Regions from separate parts of the Homo sapiens genome. Here region 1 is linked to region 2. Evidence: chromatin contacts called from ENCODE Hi-C or POLR2A ChIA-PET data. All regions are on one chromosome and are shown on one strand. Each heading gives the region's core, a stretch centred on a gene start or an enhancer-like site at or near the end of the contact. The rest is flanking DNA. Distances are from core to core; before and after follow the strand shown. Region 1 holds the start of CISTR (chondrogenesis-associated transcript). Region 2 holds the start of ATP5MC2 (ATP synthase membrane subunit c locus 2).

Region 1 (4,779 bases), core at 24-2,523, 76 kb before region 2:
TACAATGGGCAGCACACACAGGGGAAGGTGTGCGACTCGCTGATTCTGCTTCTTAGGAGTCAGGAGGGAACTAGGGAAAGAAACTGAAGCAGAGACAGAATTCCAGGCCCACACTTTGTAATTTTCCTTTAAAAATCTCAAAGGACACGTGTGTCTCTCTCTGTGTGTGTGTGTGTGTGTGTGTGTGTGTGTGTGTGTGATGTATAGATGGGAGAGAAGTATGATGGTATGAGGTTCTAGGAGTCTGGTTCCTGCCTTGGTGCAGGAGTCTTGGGGGAGCTGGACTCCTAGATCCACTGCAGCCCCCAAGAGGACACAGTCCCATGACTCTGCAGCCCTAAGAGGGCAGCCATACTGCTGAGGCAGGACTAATGCGGGTTGACGTGTCCCTTAGGTTTTAATTTGCTCAGTCCAGTGTGCCAGTCCACATGGTTTCCTTTGTTCTGCAGTTCAGTCCAATCCCGGTCCTCCCTTCTTGTACACACTCAGCAGCACTTCTTGCAATCAGAGCCTAGTGCATTTGTTAGGTTGAACCATTTACAATTTCTGATATTCAATTTTGGGGGGCCTATAAAGTCTGTGACCTTGGTTTTTCTCTCCTCAAAACCCTTTAAGAAAGCTCCAGGCTAGGGAGAGGAGCAGATTGAGGAAAGGCAGAAGGGAAGAGCTAATAGACTAAGTCCCATGTGCCAAGCATGTTACATTCGTTATCACAGCGCTAATTCCCACAACATGAAGCACCTAAAATTATTTCCTACATTTTACAGCTGAGCAAGCCCAGGTTAAGACTCACATGGTGAGGCCCAGGGCTGGGATTCAAACTTAGCCACAGACCCACCGCCACCTAGAACCAGGGAAGTCCCGGCAGAGCCGGAGGGCCAGCAAGCAGTGTCTGCAGCTTCGCAAAAAAGGGAGAGAAGGACACGAGCCAAATTCGACTTCGCTGGTTGGATCGGTCCAGAAGAGCCCCAATTAGTAGGGTGCGGGAGCAATGCCCAACCTGAAACCCGAGGGTAGACGGCCCAAAGGAAGAACCCAGGCAGAAAGAGACAGAGGGTGGAGAGAGGCCTGGAAGGCGGCGGCGGCGGCGGCAGCGGGCAGAGAGGGGCGAGCGGAGGGGACCTTGGAGGGGAGCCCAAGGGGGTGTAGGCAGCGCCAGCGGGCAGCGAGGAGCCCGGCTGCAGAGTCTACCACGCTCGGCATCCGGGGCGGGCGGTGCGGGGCGGAGAAAGTCCAGGAGAAAGTCTGACAACCACGGGGAGAGGGGGAGGGAGAGACCCTGTGGAAGAGAGACGGAGACTGCGGCAAAAAGAGGAAAGGAGGGTTACGGGCACCGAGGGGGAGCTGGAGTCAGCCGCAAGGAGAGAGGGAGCGGGGGAGGAAAAGAGGCGGGAGAGAGACCCTAAAAAGCAAGCTAGACTCTCCAGCCGGCCGCTCTGGTGTGGGGAGGGAGCGTCATCTCAAGGACACTGAAAAAGGCAGGTGGATGGTGCAGAAATGCGGAAGCCGCGGCCCCGGGCGGGCGGGAACCGGCCCGCTGCCCTCGCCCCGGGACGCCCCCGCTCCGCACCCTGCAGGCCCGGATCGCACCCGCACGCACCCCCGACCCCACTCCCGGCCCAGCCAGTGCTCGGCGCTGGCATGAAATTGGCTGCAGCCGTAATGAGTCCGCGCCGCGCGGAGGAGGCTGAGGGCCCACCAGGGAGTCCTGCGCGCCTCGTTTAGCTTGTTTATTGTTCAGGCCTAATTAAAACGTTCCACCGCGCTGCGTTTACATCCGCCCCCCACTAATGAATTCGCGGCCGCCGGGCGATTTCGGAAACTGCCGCGGCCGGAAGGGGGGTGGGAGGCGACAGGGCTGGGGAAAGAGTGAAGGAGAGGACACCCACGCACACCCCTTCCCACTGCCAAAGGAGCCATTAGATCTCTGGCGATTGGCTCCGAGGTCCGAGTGAGCGCCCCGAGCCCCAGCGCCCCCAACCCCTGCAGGCGTTGGGAGGTGCGGAAGGCCGGGCCGCAGGGCTCAGAGGAGGGGCGGCGGGAGGGAGGCCAGGAGAGAGTGTGTGTGTGTGTCCTGTGCGTGCGGAGGCCTGTGGGCCAGGAGGGTATTGCGCGTGGGCACACCTGCTCCGTGAAGCGTGTCCGCGGAGCAGCCTGTGTGCGCAGGAGTGAGTGTGTGCGTGTGTGTGTGTGTGAGTGTCCGTCCCTTTGGCTGCTCATGTGCCTTTCTCCTCCACAGGGACAGTCTGCGCGGGGCTTACAATGTTCTTGTTTCTCCCGCCGTAGCTGTTTGCCGTTTTGCTGTTTGCCTCCTTGTCACGACCTCAGCGACGGCAGATGGAGCCAGTGGAGGGAGAGAGACAGACGGCAATGCTTGGGTAGCCAGGGCTCCCTGCCGGCCCCACTCCTCCTGCAGACACGAGCACGCACACACACACGCGCGCAAAACACACACGCTGCCCTTCGCCACACGTAGCCAAGTAAAATACACAAAAAGCAACTGAGATACCATTCGCACATGACCACATGGAAACACACAAATGAACAAACGCATTCAGGCATAGCCACATGCCAGTCACACAGATGGATAGACAAGAGCCTGGGGTACAAAGCCACATGGCACAAAGCCACCTGGATGTATATGCCCCTACACACGCACACAGAAAAAAACATGCAAACTTAAGTACACACCTATCCAGACAAGTGTGAGTGCACACACACACACACTCACACACTCTACCTGACACGTTAGTGCATCCCCATTGGGCCCCAGTTTCTCTCAGCAAATTCAGATCACCCAGCCTGACTTCAAAACCTGCCCCCTTCCATTCCCCTTCATGCTGGTTCCTGAATCCAGCTCGTTGCTCCAGGCTAGCAAAGCTGTCCACAGCCTCATTTGTGGTTTGCTCACCTGCCTCAGCACCATCAGCCAGAGGTACTCCTGCTCTTCTCCTAATCTATTGCATGCCCTGTTGGGTTTCTCTTTGCACACCTCTCTAACTCCCCCACTCCTAGCAGCCTTCCCTGATGAACTAACTGGCTTGGATTCTGAATTTGCCCTAGTCATTTGCACTTGTTGATCTTTGCTGTGGTGAATGTCAACGGGGTAACTTTGCACCTATAAACATAATGTTGGCAGGGAGGATGACTGTAAGATCCCCAAGGCCAGCACCACTGTGCCCAAGATCATCAGATGCCAGGCCTCATCCCTCCAGTGCCAGGTTGTGAATGCTCCTGGGAACATTACTGCCCAGTTTTAATAGACAGAAAAATGAAACTGGCCCTCAAGCAGCCACTGGAAGATCTCCTTCTGTCATATCTTGCAAGGTTCCCCTTCAGGATTGCCTTTCAGAGCCACTTTGGAGGAGGGCACACCCTCCTCTATGTCTTCCCATTTTCACCTTCTTTTTAACTGGAAATACTGCTCCCCAGCTGGGTCCTCACCTGACTCTCCAGCCTTGATTGCTAACACTTAGGCTGTTTTCAAAAATTAGATCTACCCCTAAAGGATACAAATTTGCCTCTGGTGCAGATGCTCAGAGCTATACTGCAGGCTCTAAAGGTGATCCCCAAAGAGAAATTGCCAGGAATGACCCAGGCACCTGCAGCAGTTGCTGAAACCTGCTATGTTAAAGGAGATAGCATGCATTGGAATAGGTTCTTTGTACTTAAAGAAAATGACAGGGTCACCCTAAAAAAAAAGAAAGAAAGAAAAACTCATTGATTGCCTCCCCAACTCACTGCAGGGTTGTTTCATCAGGTAAACATGATGCTGGGTTGATTCCAGCCCAGCATCTCCAGGTAGATAGGTGCCCTGCCTGCCTTCCCTCCCCATTTCCCCTTAGTCTGCCTCCCTCTCAACAGCCCCCTCTCTCTCCGTGCCCCTCTCGCCCTCCTGCAGTTAGAGGCACTCTCTGCTCCCTGTCTTTTATATATATATATACACACACACACACACACTTCTTGCCTCCATCATATTTCTTTCTCCACCTCTGTCTTTCTCTGACTGTCCTCTGCCAATTTCTCTACTCCCTTTTTCAATATCATTTTCTCTCCCCTTGATCTCTGCTGGGGCTCTGCCATTCTTTTTCTTTCTCAGTCTTTCTCTAACTTCCATCTTTCTTCTGTTCTCTCCCCTACACCCCACCATAACTGCTCCAAGCTGTCCATGCAGAGGGAGGGTGTGTGGCTGTCTGGTTCAGCACCAGACAACTCTGGCATTTTGAAGAGCTTGGAATTGCCAGGTTCCTGCTCACACACACACACAACACACACACACCCATACACACTCACACATATAGGCCTCCCCGCCCACCTGAGTCCCAGGCCCTGGAAGGCCAGCAGAGCCCTCAACCCAGAATCCCCATCTCACCCCCTGCAACCTCTACCTGACCCTTCTTACTGCCTCCCCACCATCACTCTCATTTCCTTTCTCCTTGGAAACCCATCTTCTCCCTCCCCTTCTCTGCTTCTCTCAGTCTACTGATACATTCTGGTATATTATCGGCCCTGGCCCTGGCCCTGGTCCTGGCCCTGGGTCAGTGTGCCTTTGGCTCGGGGTACATGGCTTTCAGTTTCTCCCTGGGCCTGGGACCTTCTCATGCCTCTGTGTCCGTGACTGCTCTGCTATGGCTGGTTTCTGGGTGGCTCTGGCCTTGTGTGAGTCTTCGATCTTTCTGTCTGCTCTCTGGATGCTCCTCTGTCTTGGCTCTGTCCTGTCTCTAGGTCTGTCTCTCCTCTGTCTTTCCCTTTCCACTCGGCAGTGTCTCTGTTCCCTCT
Region 2 (4,752 bases), core at 1,324-3,823:
TTTGGAGCCTCACTGCTCCCTTGCGGATTTGATTTCTTGCTTCAAGCCTCGTAGTAATAGTCCCAGGATTCTCAGCCTCCCCTCAGATCTCCACTCACCAGCAAGTAAAATAACTTGTTTTGTATGACTTATGCAGGTGAAAACGTTTTTAAAGTGTAGTTGAGTCTCTTTCAGGAGATACTATCTCAAGGACCTTGCAATAAACAGTCCATATAGGTAGCAGTGCAGAATTGAGTTGCAATGCCCTTAACTATAGAAGCAGTGATGATGATGGTGATGATGGTGGTGATGGTGGTGGTGGTGGTGGTGGTGGTGACGATGATGATTTTAATGCTAGCAATTACTGAACTCTTACTGGGTACCAAGTACCTTGCTAAAAGCTTCATATGTATTATCCCAATATTGGCTGTGTGATAAGTACTATTATTCTTCTCAATTTACATAGGAGGAAATAGATTTAGAGGGGGTTAAACAGCTAGCTCAAGATCACACAGCAATTTGGGAACCCAGATTTGTCTGAACGCAGAACCCATTATTCTATGAGGGCAAGGGAGTGTTAAACATCGCAGGCTGTAACAACTTTTGGAAAGAGCCAGCTTTAGCTTCCTCCCAGGCCCCTTCTCTGATCCTCCTCTGGGATTGTTAGCCATATCTGAGTGTCTAAATTGTCGCAACAGCTGCAACAGCCGTTTGGGGGTGGTGGCTCCTAAGAACTGTGGACTTTCTCTGCCACTGAGGATGTGAAGCTGACAGCTTAAAAGAATTCCGTTTTGGTGGGAATGGAGATGTCTGGAGACCTCAGGGGATAAACTTGTGTCTTTGCTAGCCTGTCTTTCTCCTAACAGCATCTCCACAGTGCCTGGCACCACTTGGTACTTGATAAATACCTGTTGATTGATTCCCAAAGATCCCAGTTCCATTTCCCACGTACCTGCCCGCTCGGGGCGCAATCAACAACTAAAACTGGAGATTTGGGGATTTCAGAGGAACCTGTGAGAATCCTGATGGAGCTGGAAATGCGAATTTAGGAAAGACAGGCAGTCTACCACCCTCCTCTTCTCGCCCGCTTCTCCTATTTCTCCCCACTCCTTCCCCTCCCTTTCAGGAGCTCAGGGCCATAAAAATGCAGATGGAGGATCGGTGTGAAATAACGGGCCCATATAAATCCCTCTGCCGCCCGCCTGCAAGATGGATTGGCCGCATTGAAATTCCTCCGCGAGGATAATTAAACTCGGGGCCTCATCCGGGCAAAATTACATTCCTGTAATGGCGTCGCTCGGGGTCCCGGGAAATTGCTCCGTGGGCTTTCAGCGGCGGTTTTTATCGCCGGCCGGGGTGTGCCTGTCTGCGGCTCGCCTCTCCTCCGGGACCGTAAAGCTGCTGCCGTGATTTATCCTCCCCTTCTCCCAAATCCGATTAAATGGAGGAGCTCGGGGCCGGGGCGCCGCGGGGCCCGGGAGCCGGGAGGGGGCGGCGGGAAGGACGGGGCCAAGGAGGGGAGGACAAACGGCCCCTCAGAGAGTGGCGGATTTGCCTTTATTTACAGCCGCGGCTTTCTTTTTATTTTTTATTTTTTATGGGGTTTGGTGAGCTTTTCCCGTCTTTCTCGTGCTGCGTTCAAGCACGATGCAGGGACGGCAGGGGTTTGGAACTGGATAGGCCTTGTCGCCCTGTTCCAAAGGGCAGGGCAGGTCCTGTCTGGGAGACAAGGAGGCCTAGGAAAGATGAGGGCCAGGAAGCCTCCCCCACCTCCTTCCATCAGGGGAAGGGCGAGCGAAAGGGGAGAGAAAACCCACGTTCAGGAGAGCATGGGGGCGGGAGGGGAGGGCGCTGCTTATCCCAACTCGCGTAGTTGAAACCTGAGCAGAGGCTCGGGCAAGCCTGGAGTGACCTCGCAACCTTACAGCGGGTCGCAGGTGCCCGTTATTCCTAGACTGTCCCAGGAGCCAGGAAAGAGGGATTCGGATCATATTTAACCCTATCTTCTGGCTCGCTGATGCTGCTTCTCTCATGGTTTATCACCGGAATGGAAAGGAGGAAACGGGGAGTGGGGGAAAGGGCGAAGCCACCAGAAGCAGCTGCGGCATTTTGCTGACTATTCGCCCATGGAGCCGGTTTGCCATCCAGTGATGCCAGAGTCCCGGCGCGACAGAAAGCAGGACTCCCAAGATCTTCCTCCTGCTGCATTTTAGGCACTGAACCCCAATCCCGACCGTATGTTAACACTGAATTCTGAGTAGGAGTTTTGTTTTGGCAGTGTGACGACTGCGCATGCTCGGAAAGGGGACGCAAGTCCGAGATCCCAAACGCGGTACAGACCAAACCGCAGTCCACGTTACGGATCGGCTTACTCCGCGGAGTTGGCCTCATTTCTGCAGTCGGCGCTCCCTGTAGTTTCTCCTCTCGAACGCCAGGTGGAGCAACCGGCCGGATACCGCCACAGCCCTGGCAGGCGGCGCTGTGATGCCTGAGCTGATCCTGTATGTTGCAATCACTCTATCCGTGGCTGAGCGACTCGTTGGCCCGGGTCACGCATGCGCTGAGCCTTCCTTTCGCTCTTCCCGCTGCTCCGCCCCTCTCTGTCTTCTCTGCAGTGGGAGCAGGTAAGGCCTTGGGACCTAGAGCCCTCTGTGCGCTGCGCACGCGCGCGGGACACCTCACCTTGCGCGGATGCTTTGAGGCGCTTACCTTGCGTGCTCCCACCCTGGTCCTCTCGCCCTTTCTTGCTTCCGCTATCCCTTAGCCTTAGAGTTGGCTCTTCCGCGTGCCGGTGACCTCCAACCGCGCGGGCCTGGCGCCATCTTGGATGTCTCGCAGGGGGAGGATACCTTGGAGCTGGCCAAAGTTAGATCCTGGAGTGCTGCTTTTCACCTGTTCCACCCAGTCCCTGCAAACACTCTTTTCTCGCCCTCTGGCCCTTTCAGATTGTGACAACCCCCAGGCTCTCCCCTCCTATCTCTGCTTTCTCTTCTCATCCTGACTTGTGCCTTCTTTATTCTGAAATCTCCAGACTTTAGGCCCCAGAACCTCAGGTGCTCCGAGCAATGGAGATAGTGGATCGTCTAAAGTCACCAATCCCTCTAGTCAGCACCCCTCAATTTAAAAAGTAAACCTTGAACATGGTAGAAGTGGGAAAAAAAGCCAAAACATCGCCTCCCGTTAGGTTGTGGCTTGGGATAGCTAAGGCAGAAGAGAGAGGCTGGTTGCTTTGGAATCACTAGTTATTTACCAGTACCTTTCTCGCATCCCGGCACGCTGGTGAAGTTGTAAAAGTCACAAATGGTGGGCTAGAGATGAGGGTTTCTGTTGAGGCAGCAGGCCCAGAAAGGTGGGGTAAGGCCAAGCTAGTGGGGCCAGCATGAGACCCTGCCTGCCAGCTTTCCTGTGAAGGATTAATTAACCTCCCCAGATTCTGCTGTTACAAGGAAAAGAAGGTTTAAGGAAAGGAATAGTTAAGTTACTACCCCTGTGACTCATCTACACTGAGGAAAAAGCCCGTGATGATTTTGGAGTCCTGATTCTGGATAGTGCCTTTGCCCAAGTTGTAGGCTAACAATTGCAGAGTTGCCATGGTTAGATAGCCAATGGTGGGATCACTTAATTGCCACCCCTTGTTGTGGGTTTATTATATGCCAGCACCACATTAAACTCTTTATGTATGTTAATTTGTAAATGAACATACTTAATCCCCCTAAGAGCTGCATTTTACAAAGAAGATAATAAGGTATAATTCCCTTAGAAAAGAACCACCCCTTCTTTTTCTAAAAGCCTTAAAGAACTATTGGATTTTGACCCAAGAAAACCTGAATAGTACGGCAGCAAAATTGGGTTAGAGTTACATATAGGCAAAAATCAGAGTTCTAGATAGGACAAGAGTTGAAGACATCCATTAACTTAAAAGTAATTAAGGCTGGGTGTGGTGGCTCACACCTGTAATCCCAACACTGGGAGGCCAAGGTGGGAAGATCTTTTGATGCCAGGAGTTCCACAATAGCCTGGGCAAAAAATAAATTAAGAGCAATTAAGATGTTGGATTCAGAAGTGTTTTAACCTGGGACAATCTGAGTTCAGTTCATTTAATGAAGTGGTATTTAATAGCCCTAAGCATTCACTGAGTATTTCAGCCTGTGACATATTAGAAAGCATGTAACTTAAAAGATCCAAGTTCAAGTCTATCCTCTACCACTACCACAGTTTCAAGACTGGGTTTAGGGTCACGCTCTTGCGTTAAGTATACCTAATAATCATCTGGGAAACTTGTTTGAAATACAGGGCACTTGAGCCTTATTCCCAGAGATCTTTTTTGTTTGTTTATAGACAGGGTTTCACGTTGTTGCCCATACTGGACAACTGGCGTGATCATAGCTCACTGAAGCCTCCAGCTCCTGGGTTCAAGCAGTCCTCCTGCCTCAGCTTCTGGAGTAGCTGGGACTACAGGTGCACTTCCACCTCACCTGGCTAATTTTATGTTTTGTAGAGATGAGGTCTTGATGTTTGCCCAGGCTGGTCTCAAACTCCTGGCTTCAAGTTATCTTTCCGCCCCAGCTTCTCAGTGTTGGGATTACAGGAATGAGCCACTGAACCTAGCTCCCCCAGAGATCTTGACCAGGAAGGTCCAAGTTGCGCCCAAGAATATGCATTTTTTAATACGTACACCACCCAGATAATTCTAGTTCAGATGGGCTTCTCACTTCACTTGGAGAAACCCTGCCTTTAGGTTTTTAACTCACCTTCTGTTTGAGGTAAGTTCAC

Evidence for each region. Hi-C counts contacts between places; a loop is a spot of excess contacts on that map. ChIA-PET counts read pairs that join two places held with the same protein, here RNA polymerase II (POLR2A). Pooled maps may share reads with other maps.
Region 1: a map with no recorded cell type shows a loop between it and region 2 (5-fold over the local background). The contact joins the promoter of CISTR here to the promoter of ATP5MC2 in region 2. A Hi-C loop is called at or near these places in 4 of 168 maps with a recorded cell type or tissue (B cell, CD8-positive, alpha-beta T cell, OCI-LY7 and 1 more), 7 of 37 single-sample maps with no recorded cell type and 16 of 50 pooled maps. POLR2A ChIA-PET finds 5 or more read pairs at or near these places in 11 of 52 experiments (CD4-positive, alpha-beta memory T cell, Caco-2, GM10248 and 7 more).

What each region holds. Positions count from the first base shown.
Region 1 is chr12:53,748,473-53,753,251 of GRCh38, reverse strand. CISTR (chondrogenesis-associated transcript) reads left to right here and starts at 1,273. Exons shown (of 3, transcript NR_186108.1): 1 at 1,273-1,478; 2 at 2,287-2,935. All of the region lies in intron 1 of LOC105378250 (a long non-coding RNA gene), which reads right to left. RefSeq lists a silencer at 1,424-1,693 and enhancers at 2,310-2,898, 4,459-4,779.
Region 2 is chr12:53,673,904-53,678,655 of GRCh38, reverse strand. ATP5MC2 (ATP synthase membrane subunit c locus 2) reads left to right here and starts at 2,573. Exons shown (of 5, transcript NM_005176.7): 1 at 2,573-2,603. RefSeq lists enhancers at 2,082-2,311, 2,422-2,871.